2 separate regions of the Mus musculus genome follow, and region 2 is linked to region 1. A link is a contact called in ENCODE POLR2A ChIA-PET data. All regions are on one chromosome and are shown on one strand. The core of a region is the stretch at or near the end of the contact, and the rest is flanking DNA. Distances in the headings are between cores, read along the strand shown.

Evidence for each region. ChIA-PET counts read pairs that join two places held with the same protein, here RNA polymerase II (POLR2A).
Region 2: POLR2A ChIA-PET joins it to region 1 with 11 read pairs in embryonic stem cell. The contact joins the promoter of Prpf19 here to the promoter of Tkfc in region 1. POLR2A ChIA-PET finds 5 or more read pairs at or near these places in 2 of 5 experiments (Patski and embryonic stem cell).

Annotation. Positions count from the first base shown.
Region 1 is chr19:10,600,251-10,605,820 of GRCm38, reverse strand. Tkfc (triokinase, FMN cyclase) reads left to right here and starts at 1,563. Exons shown (of 17, transcript NM_145496.1): 1 at 1,563-1,653; 2 at 5,061-5,250. The coding sequence starts at 1,651. It overlaps Ddb1 (damage specific DNA binding protein 1), which reads right to left and starts at 224. Exons shown (of 27, transcript NM_015735.2): 1 at 55-224. The coding sequence starts at 115.
Region 2 is chr19:10,893,885-10,900,118 of GRCm38, reverse strand. Prpf19 (pre-mRNA processing factor 19) reads right to left here and starts at 4,888. Exons shown (of 16, transcript NM_134129.4): 1 at 4,651-4,888; 2 at 2,467-2,616; 3 at 2,226-2,302; 4 at 995-1,136; 5 at 841-914; 6 at 687-749. The coding sequence starts at 4,669.

The DNA.
Region 1 (5,570 bases), core at 314-2,813:
TCCCTAGGCCTGGGATCCCTCCCTTGCCCGGGTCTCCGGCCGGGGCAATCTCACCGGTCACACAGCCGTTCACTGCAGTAGGCTTCTGCGCCGTTACGACGTAGTTGTACGACATATTGAGGCCTTGGGTTGGCCCGTGGGGCGCCTAGAGCGACGATAGAGAGACGGGCGCGAGCGAAGAGACTGAGAACCCCCACCCTCACGCAGCCAACTCCGTGGCTGCTGCCTCCGCCCCTGAGACACGTTGCAGGCCAGAGAGGCCAGGCGCAGAGGATCACGGGACGGCCTCACCTGGCCTCTTGGAGGACTTACGGAGCCCGAGGCGGCCAACCAAGCGAGGCCCCGCCCCCTGAGGTCCCGCCTTCTCCTAACCGCCAGAGGTCGCAGTACCCGGATGAGAGCGAGAGTACCGGTACGCAGGCAGAACTGGCCTCCTCTTTGGTCTGCTACGCCCTAAGTGGCCGCCTGCTGGCTTCCCAGCCCAGATCCGCGCCCCTTCCTCAGATTCTGCCTCCTTCCTTCCTCCATAGCTCCAGGCGTCCTCGGGGTTTTCCCTCTTTTAAAACAGGAAGGGCTGCGGAGGACTAGACTGGGGATAAGAGGTGACCATCTGTGCACATCCCAGAGTAGAATCGTGCTTTCCTTTGCTTAATTCTTCGAGCTCCTCCTGATCCCTCGAATGCCCTCAACTGACTTTAGAACAATCATCCCAGCCTCACACATCACCTGGGGGTGTGTTTGCTCACCTCTTTTAATTTCTCCAGAAACGAAAGGACTCTCCACTAAATTACTTGATAGCACTATTAGTGCCTCTACTGCGATACAAATTCTAAGCTCAAATACAACGCAGGAATTTCACAGGAAGAGCCTAAACACCCAGGTGACTAGTGCAATCAGCCCCGCAGATGCAGGTCCCAGGCTTCATCAGACAGCCTCCATGTCCCCAACCCCAAAGGAGGAGCAGCAGAAGCCTAGTCCTGAAGCATCTCCAGAATGCCGGAGGAGGAGAGCTAACTCCCTATTTTACAAATGAGGCAGAGATCAGTGTAGCTAGGTTTGAACCAGGTGGAACTGAAGATGATTTGTACCTCCCCAGCTGGCACTCGACTTGACTCTGGGAAACTGGTTGACTAAGGGGAAACATTAGGCTTTGTAGCAAGACTAGACATGGGCTCAAGTCCTAACTCTCAGCAACACAATCTTAGACAACTCACTAGAGCTTTCAGTCTGTGTTCCAGAAGTAAAATAGGATCACAGAGCTGACTCACTACTAGTGTGGCCAGCCAGAAAGGTAAAGGTCTTTGTACATTTTCTCCTTCCCAGCTTTAAGCTGGACATGATTCCAAACACTGCCTTCTGGCTAAGTGGGGGTGTGAACTTTGGTCAGTCCCCACGCTCCTCTCCATTCCTAGCCCACGAACTAGAGTTTGGACTTGGATCAAAGTCTGAGGCAGCTCCCTAATTCTTAAGGCACAGGCACGGGAGGCATGACATTGCCAATCGGCTGCCCATACCTTCAGCAACTCAAGTCCTTTCCACTCCTGCAGGTGCTGCTGTCTCTACTTCAGACCTGGTAGCAGTCAGGACCGTCCACCCGGCGGCATCTCAGAGCAGAAGTGTGAGCTCAGCTTGTTTCAGAACTTTCCCACCATGGTGAGTCCTGTGGGAGCCACAATAGAGGGACGACCATGGGGAACCCCACTCTGGACACCCGGACTCTCTCTAGTCCCCATCTGAGACGATGCTGCCTCTTGGGGTTCAGAAGACAAGAATTTCATTTTGTATCTCCAGCTTAATCCCCGTTCCCTTTCCTGTGGGCGGGGCACTGGGCCAAGCCAGGTCTGAGGTTAACCTGAGGCACCCTGAAACCCCTATGGCTAGGATCTCAGGCACGCATTTAGATCAGAACAACAAGTTACTTGCTGTGTGATAAGTCACTTTGCTAGTCAAGGAGGGAACCTGGAGGAATGATCGGGCCCTTGTTCCTCAGCCTGGGCATGTGTGGGCTGCTCCCAGAGCAGGGAACTGCAATGTGGGAGGCTCTCAGTGTCCCCGGGGTTTGCTTTAAAACTGATCTTGAACAGATCTGGGCTCGATTTCAGCCTCGTGCCCATCACTGTGTTACTACTATGCCAAAGGCTTCACTTCTCCGGGTCTCTCCTCTCGCCAACCTCATCTGCAGTATGGCAGACTAAGACCTGCTAGCACATGGCCTGGCCGCACAGTGTTGATCAGACTAGAATCCTAGTGGCCTAGTCTGTACCTCCCCTTTCTTGCCTTTCCTTTCCCTTGTGTTACTGGGAAACAGGCATGGCTCTGGTGCAGGAATGATTGGGAATCTCTTGGAGGGAGACTCAGTGATCCCTCTTTCCCCACCCTGTGCCTGTGACTTCAGCCACTTGGGAAAACAGCATGTGGCTGGGATGAACCTGGAGGGTCTAGGCACTGGCTGGCTGTGTGACTTTGTGCACAGTCATTTGTTGTGCTTCAGTTTTCTGCTGTTTGTACTAATCTTACCTCCAAAGGGTTATTGGGGAAATTAAATTAGACATATTCATACTTAGAAATGGGTCTGGCTCTTAGTGCGTAAGAAATGGAGCTCATTTTATTCTGCTTGTTGTCTGTTGACCTAGGCCACTCTCGTCATCCTTAAGTAGGTGTTATGGCCTTGGCCCTTGTTAAATGAAGGAAAGCCTGGCAGGAAGACATCAGCGCTTCATTTTGCATAAAGGCTCAGAAAAAAGAGGCAGGAAGTGTGTTTTGCGGAGACCTGGGTCAGGCTGCGATCACTAGGTGGCGCCAGCAGTCTCTTCTGGATCCACTTTGAGGCTCGCTCTTCCTGCCTCCTGAGGACAAAGGCTGCTGGCTACATCCCATCCCGGAACAGTTATTTAGCTAGCTCCAGCTTTTCAAAGCCTGTTCACAAAAGGGGCTATGGCACCTTTTTAGCGAGCTTTTCCCGTAACACTGGTATAAGCTCTGTAAATCACTGTTCCCAGAGGAAGAACTGAGCCCAGAACAGAGGTTTGCTCCCTGAGTTCAGGCGTGGTGTCCTGCTGACACTAGAGCCTGGGCACACGGCGACTCTGGTCTCTCTTACTGCACACGCTGTACAGACTCAGCTGGACCCAGAGGTATTCTCCAGGGTTTAGGTCAGCCTTTGCACGCCCTCTCTCCTAAGGAGGCCCATAGCTCACCGTGTAACTGCCCTGGCAGAATGCAGACATTCTAAAGAGACATTTCACCCCTTCCCATTAGCTATCAGACTGCTGAAATAATGCCTGCAACAAAGTGGAATTTTCCCAAGAATCTCAAGCTGGGGGAGGTAAAGACAGAGAGACAGAGGCCCTGACACTCACGAGGAGAAGCAGCCAGGAAGAGATTTCACATGTTTCTGACAGTGTTTCAGCTGCCTGCAAGAAGGGGATGAGTCAGTCAACCACACCTTGGCCCTAACTGACTAGGCTTTTTTTTTTTTCAGTGTTTTATTTTTTATATTTGTTTGTTTGTTTTGTTTTGTTTCTGCCTCCTGAGTTCTGGAATTAAAAGCACACACCACCACAACCTGGCTTGTTTCAGGGTTTTTTTTGTTTTGTTTTTTTTTTTGCTTGTTTGTTTTTTTGTTTTTTTCAAGACAGTGTTTCTCTGTATAGCCCTGGCTGTCTTAGAACTCACTTTGTAGACAAGGCTGGCCTCGAACTCAGAAATCCACCTGCCTCTGCCTCCCGAGTGCTGGGATTAAAGGTGTGCGCCACCACGCCTGGCTTGTTTCAGTTTTTATGTTCAGTTTGAGACACATGGGTCTCCTGTAGCTCAGGTTGGCCTCCAACTTTCTGTGTAGCTGATGCTAACCTTGAACTCCGGAGTCCTCCCCCACCCCCGCCCCCCAAGCCTCCATCTCCTAAGGCCTGTGCTACCACACCCAGCTAGAACTACTAGGTTATACATACCTCTCTGTTTAAACCTAAACCTCGTATCCGTGCCCTGAAGATGGCTTTGGACATGAGAGAGTATCCCTGGACCTCTTTATTTGTTCCTCTTCCCAATGAGAACATATTAATGAATTGATAAATAATGAACAATCTGATAAATTATTATAAAACATAAATTATAAGTAAATTGATAAATCTCCTTTGTCTGCTCCTTACTGTTGTCTCTTTAACTGGCCTGTTGAGGACATGGCTCTGAGGATAGTTATTAGGCTCTGGAGCTGAGGCTTTGACCCTGACGATTCCTGTGAACGATTCTTCCTGTGGCTTGTGAGGCCCCTGTCTACCTCTTCCTGTAGGCCATATTGCTTGCAACACTATGTCACTCTGATGCTTCCAGGAGCCACTATTCTATTCTGTATCCCATACCTTGGCTTATGCTTCCTTCTGCTCCGAATACCCCCCACCCCCTTCCCAATGCCTACATGTCTCTTTCTTGTTCTTCATAGAGACTTCCCCTTTAGGAGACTGAGGCCCTTTTCTTCTGTGCTTCCACACACATGTATGTCCCTCTTGCATAGCATAGCACGTAAGAATGATATCTGTGTTCCCATGAAGGGCCTAGCACTGGGCCCTGCTACCCTGCATGAACGGTCTAGCTCTAGCCCAGGAAAACCAGTTGTGGTACCAACTGGGTTGGTGTGGGGCCTGCCCAGACTCTACCCATCATAGGAGTCTCAATCTAAAACCTACCTCCTCTAACAGAAACTGACAGGGCCCCAATTTCATTTTTTTTTTCTAGTGAACTCCCCCATTTGCTTTACATTGAAGCTGTTTTGCAGGATACATAGAAATCATGGTGATACATAGAAATCATGGTGTAAAGGTCTATTAGTTAAATAAATACTGAATAAAACATTGAAAGTTGAGAAGTCACAGACACCTGCACCTGGTAATGACATAACTCAAGGTACCACTGTATCCTTAGAATTCCTAGGTGGCTTCTGTAGTTCCTTTCCCCTGGCATGAAACCCCTGGGGAGATTTGGCACTGTAATGTTGCTGGGCAGGCAGGATGGGGGTACCTGCTGACCACACTCTGAACCTCTTGTTTCTTGCTCTTCCTCCACAGAGTTCCAAGAAGATGGTGAATTCTGTGGAAGGGTGTGCTGATGATGCCCTTGCTGGGTTAGTAGCCTCTAACCCTGACTTGCAGCTCCTGCAAGGGCACCGTGTGGCCCTACGTTCTGACCTGGACACCCTCAAGGGCCGGGTAGCACTTCTGTCAGGTGGAGGCTCAGGCCATGAGCCTGCCCATGCCGGTGAGTATCTTGTGTTCATTGTAAGGGGTGCTGGCCAGAGCAGAGTAGGGATCCTGGGAGGTCCTCAGTGCTAGTGTGAGGTACCAGACAATCAGTGCAGGGGCCAGAGTTAGCAATGGGCCCAGTCTCCATCCTCCCACAGCCCCCAGCCACTCCACGCCCAGTCACAGCCTGTCTCTGCACCTGGATTCTTACAGCTCTAGAAATGCAGGGTTGAGCCAGTTAACCCCTGAGGCTGTCACAGCCTCAGGTGTGAGACTTGGTGATTTCAAACGTCTTCCTGGCCTGTTTTTCCAGTCCAGCTGACCCAACACCTCCAT
Region 2 (6,234 bases), core at 3,639-6,138, 290 kb before region 1:
CTGGGTGCTAGTCACATCTGGTATTATAAGCATCATCAAAAAATGCTATCTGCCAAGCTATGGGATAACAGCTGACACATTTCCATCCTGATCTTATAAGGTCATATATCTATGACCTTATGGTACAGCTGAGAAAAATGAAAGTTAAAAGAACTCCCTTGCCAGAATGGGTAGGGACGGGAACTAAGCTGTGGTGCTGGTCGAGGCTATAAGCCTGAGCGCTCAGATGAGCTGCTCATATTCCGCTGGACTCACAAATGAAGACTACATTCAACAGAACCCTGAGTTACAGTCTGGAAGCCTGCTCTGCCTCTTCTCAGCTGTCTTGACTTGCCACTTCTGACTCCTCATCTGAAGATAACTCTTATTCTAAGGCAAAACCTTCAAAATCTGTAACAAAATGGCTTAATATCAACAAAGATCGTAATCACCGCAAGAGCTAAAAACTGCCCTAATCAGTAATGAAATCTTTCCCACAACAAGCCTGTGAAGTACACACACCTCATTCTACTCAGAAGCCAGGGAAATGAGACATAGAAAGCCAGACTAAAGTAAGCTTCATCAGAAAGCTCTCGATTGGCAGTGCAGGCTCCCACATTGCCCATCGTGAGAGATTCTTAAGGGCCCCCAATGCCTGTGGTACTAATGGGGGGACTGCAGTCCCATCAGAGGTGCACATGACTCACCTTCTGGATAATCTCAGGGGTCATTCCCACCAGCTCACCCAAATCCATGGGCTCTCCTGCACCCTGCAGAAAAGAAAGGGAGAGTGGGAGGGGCTCACAACACCAAAAACTTCTGTGAAGGGACAGCTACTGGGGCCCGGAAGGGAACACTTACCACAACACTGGGCTGTGAGCTTGGCACAGCCTGAGGTACAATAAGCCCAGCCTGTGGTTTCAGAGTAGCCAGAGCTGAGAGAAAAGATGATGTTAGAAAAGGGACATTACAAAGCAGGGCCAGAAGATGGGGAGCAGCAGGGAATACAAGAGACCTTCTCGAGCAGCAGTGACCTCTTTGGTGAGCCGGGCAATGACTCGGCAGGCAGCATCGTGTTGGTACAGAGCATGGGACAGCTCCTGGCGGGTTGTCTGCAGTTGCTGGCGAAGAGTGAAGCTGTGCAGCATGACTGCATCCTGGGAGAGGGTAGGCCACTGTGAGGACTGGGGGAGAGCCGGAGAATTCGGCCAACCCTAGAGAAGAGGACACCACCTCCTATTCTACACTGAAACCAACCTGAACTATTCAGAGACCCAAGCCAACTCTGAGTGACCCTGAATGCCCTGTACGGCATTCAGGCTCCTACCCACACTATACTCTGGACAAACACAGAGTGGGATAGCTCCTTCCCACCCCCACCTTTGCTATTCACCAGCACATCACGGGTATTAATGTCATCACCTCTCTGAAAGGCAATAACTACACTGCTGTGGTTATTTACTGGCTACCCTCAGCAAATGCAGAGCCCAGTAATGAAAAAGTCCCTGATGTCACAAAGCAAATATGTCCATTGTATTCTACTTCTTACAGAATCCAGATAGACAGGACTAATGAGTGTCCTAAGTCATAAAGGCTGACTCTGGAGAAAACTTTGGAATCTAGGTCTGCAAGAGTTCCAGCAACCAGGCTCCTCTTGTATTGGCATCTTGTTCCTCACAAATGAAATAAGTAAGGCTGGCACAAAATGAGGGGCTGCTCAGTGGCCCAGGGACTACATTACCCCTGTGTTCATCACCCCAAGAGTCAGGCCTGGTGGTTGGCACTTATAATCCTAGCACTAGAAGGCTGAGGCAAAAGGACCACAAGTTGCAGAGCAGTGGAGGCCACAAAGCAACGTCCTATCTCAAGGCAATAAGAGGGCCTGCAGAGAGTTGAGAGAGTCCAGGAATTAAGAGCACTTGCTGTTCTTCCAGAGGTCCCAGGTTTGATTCCCCAGGCCCACATGGTGGTTCACAACTGTTTATAACTACAGTTCCAAGGGATCATACACCCTCTCCCACCTCCAAGCACCAGGCACATAAGTAATGCACGGTCATACGTGTAAGCCAAAGACCCAGACACGGTCATACGTGTAAGCCAAAGACCCAGACACGGTCATACATGTAAGCCAAAGACCCAGACACAGAAGAGAGAGGGGAGGGGAGGGGAGAGGAGGGAGGAGGGAGGCCCCATCTTTTCAATCCCCAGGTCCTAGCCCAGAGGTGCATTCTTTTCACAGAACTCACCCACTCATCCTGCAAGGCTTTCAGAATGGCTGGGATGCTGGTGGCGGAGGGAGGCTTGGGTCGGATTGGGTGAGCAACTGCCAAGAGAGGCAGCAAAGTAGGTATGAAGAACTAGAACCCAGGGAACTCTCCCCCACCACCCCCACCCCCAGCCACCATCTTCTCCACCAGATTGGCTCCACCCCCCACCGGTGAAGGCTGAGCTGAGCTGGCCTTGGACTTGAGGCTACTGGGCAGGCACCTTTGATGTCGATGAGCTGCTCCTCTGAGAGAGGCTGGTTGTTGATAGGATCTGTGCCATTCTCTGCAATGTACTTCTCAATGAGTCGCCGCTCATACACATGATTAGAGACAGGGGACACGCACGGGTGCTCTGGCACTTCATTGGAGACTATAGAGAAAGACAGGTAGTGAGAGTGAGCACAGGAGAAAAGGAGACGTGGGCAGAGGAGATTCTTCATTGTGTCAGCCCCAACAAGACCATGTCCTCCTAGTCAGCTATCAGGAAGCAAGGTCTGTGACAGCAAGCCTGCCCGTACTTGGTCCTACAATGCTCGCCAACTACTTAGCTAAATTCTCTGGTCTGCTGATAATAAAAGTCAATAAATAATAACTGCCCAGATCCTATGTGCCAGTACTGTACAGAGTGGTCAGTAAGTCCTGCCCATCTCATTTTTGAACCGAGATGGACAGAGAAGCACACAGAGCACAACTCAAACCTGTCATCCAGTGGGAGCCCTAGACAGATCAACAGGAGAAATTCCGAAGCAACGTGACAAGTACTGATAAAATGAAAACAAGCAAACAAAGAGCTCTGCTACTACATGCCAAGCAAGATTCTATTCTAAGCGCTTGACAGAATAGTCTGTGTACCCTTGAAGATGGCCGTTACAGCTGTCACTGACCTCCAGGACAATGCAGATACTAAGCTGACACTTGATAAACATCATAACAGGGTAAATGAGTGCAAAAGTCCCGGGGCCCAGAAAAGAATATTCCAAAGTACGAAGCCTTGAGCATGCTTAACTACCAAAATAAAAAATAAAGAAATGAAGGCCCCAAAAGCAGGCTTAAAACCAAGGTCTCTCTGACCTTCTCAGACTTGTTTCTCTACCTTCCCCTAAACAGGGTCAACTGGTTCACTTTAGCAGACAAGTGGAAGCTACCTCCACATCAGACTCTTCTGAAAGCTGCTCTAAGATAGCGACTTGTCACATCACAAAACAGCTCTTATTCACCACACAATTCTATTCAGCCTCCCATAGGTTGTGAGTCACCATCCTAAGGTTCAAGCTCCTATTCTTCTCCGTGGCTTCTCTTAGAATCACCTATTTTTGCAGGACTCCCATGCATGTGTTATTAAGTATGGATTTGTGCCATATTTAAAACCCGTATCTTGTACACGGCCTTCCTGTCCTATTCTGTTGGTTTATCACACTACTCGACGACTAAAGCTTTCTGGGAGCTTTCCCTCTTCTACCAGAGGAAGGATAGCCCTGGGCACGTAAGAGTGTGGTCTCAAAGATGGAAAGAAAACAAATCGTTTGTAAATACTTTGCAAACTGCAATTTCTCTAGTATGAGATTTCCTTTTCTGCTTGTCATTTCCCTCCTCCTTTTCCTTCTTTGAACTAATGGCAACGTTCTGAGAGGGAAATAGAGAAGGCGAGGAATCTAGTAACGTGGTAAACAATATGGGAGAACACCCGCAATGCCGTAATACAACACCCCAAGACAGGACAGCATAGTGCACGGGAAAACCATGGATCCAGGCTCAAAGAGCCAAGCTCCACTGCTTAGCTTCCTCGCACACCCCTAGGTAAACCCATTCTTCAAGACTTCCGACACCCTCTGTAACTCACGGATCTTTATTTCCCTTCAGACAATTCTTGTAAGCATAAAATGAGATCACCGTTTGGAAATGCATCGTAAATCAATACAGGTTTTCTAAACATTCGCTGTTTTCATTAGTCATACTGCGCGAGGCTAGAAGCCAGACACCTGGCTTCCAGCCCTGTCTCGAAGTCACTGCGTGATCTCTGCAAATCGGAAAGTCCGATTCCTAAGCGAGGTTTCCCAAGCAATGCCCACTGCAATGCTTTCAATTTTGCAGATGGGGAAACTGAGGCCCAAACCCGCTAGAGCCCAGATCACAATTGGAGGCGGATCCTGGGCATGTCCTCGGGTTTTTTGACACCAAGAGCTGTTTTTCACTGCACCAGCTCCTCCCCCCCACTTCTGCTCAGGCCTGTCTCAGCTCTGTAAAACGACGCCGGTTTCAAAAGACCCCTGAGACAGTCATTCTTCCCAGCTACGTGAATTGCGCAGCCCTGCGCAAATGCACCCTGCACGCAGGGCCGGGAGCTCCAGGGCCCGAGCCACAGGGGCCACACACGCTCCCGCCTCCCGCCGCAGCCAGCACTCACTCGAGCAGATCAGGGACATGGCGCCGTCGTAGCGCTGCTGCCAGTCGCCTCACAGAGGGTTCCCGGTTCTCTGCAGCCTCCGCGGGCCACTTCCGGTCCCCCGCCGCTTCCGGAGCGCTCGGACGCGGGTAGACAGCTGCCCAGCGTGGCGATGCTCGCACAACTGCTTCACGTGGGGAGGTGGCCGGTGGCGCGCCTCAGCCTTCTGCAGCTAACGGAAACTGCCCTTTCCCAGCATGCAACCGAGCAGGAAAAGGCCCGCCTCGAAACACTCGGCTGTTTCCGCATTGGCTCGGCTTCTTCCGGCGAGCGCTCCAAGAGGCCTGAGGCGGGAAGGAGAGAAGAAACTACATTTCCCATGAGGCTGCGGGGACCGCCAAGGCTCTTTTTTTTTTTTTTTTTTTTAGATGGAGCTGCTGTCACCTAGGGAACACTAGTCTTTGAAATGGTCGTGTGCAAGACAGATTTTTCAGGAGCTTGTAAAAGTGCAGATTCCTAGAGTCTGCCTTAGAGAGTCTGTAGGCATGATTCGGAGACCTGTGTTCCTTGGCCGGCTTTTGAGAAACAATGTGACCCTGTAAATAAAGCACAAATGAGTAAAGAAACTAACACTGCCTAAATTCTTGCTCTGGAAATATGGGCAAGCCAATGACTTCGTTGCCTGCTACGTTTTAAATATAGTCTGTTTTGTAAACTCAAGGGAATTTAGTTCCCAGCGTCTTATGTGTACGTTTAAAAGAATGGAAATTTGATGGGTGTGTTTGCAGAAGTCTTTAAACACAGGCACTGGGCTTCAGAGGCAGGCAGATCTCGGAGTACAAGTCCAACCTGGTTATATAGTGAGCTCCAATCCAGGGCAGTCAGAGCTGTGTAGAGAGAACATGTCTCAATAAGCAACCAAACAGTAAGAGTGGAAAGTTAGCACGACTATGGTGTTTTTCTGTGGTTTTGTTTTTGTTTTTTTGAGACTGGGTTTGTGTGTGTGTGTGTGTGTGTGTGTGTGTGTGTGTGTGTGTAGCCCTGGCTGTCCTGGAACTCAGTCTGCAGATAAGGCTGGCCTCAAACTCAAAGATCTTCCTGTCTCTGCCTTTTGAGTGCTGAAATCAAAGGTGTGTGTCATTACTATCTAGCTTAACTGTGGAATGTAGAGGTGGGATCTTTAGAATAAGACATTACAAGAATCCTGGTGGAGTTCATATAGGGAAAGAAAGAGTGAACAGGCACAAATGAACCAGTTGACTTCCATGGCAATGTGACACCAGCAAGGAAGAGGCCCTAGACATTGCCCACGTCATTCTCTTTGAACCTTGTGCTTCTAGAAATTTGAGCAAGGAGAACCCTCTTTTCTTTAAAGTAGCCTACCTCAGGTGTTTTGTTATAATAACAGTTCCCTGCCTCCTGCCAACTTCTTTTGTTTTCTCTACTAAAGACCGGACCAGATCGGCTACCAAGCCTGATACCCGAGTTCAGTCCCCAAGACACCCCCCCCACACACACACACACACAAGCACACACAGTAAAATAAATAAATAGGCTAGGCCTGGTGGCACATTGAGAGTAAGTAAATAAACTAAAATGGTATCA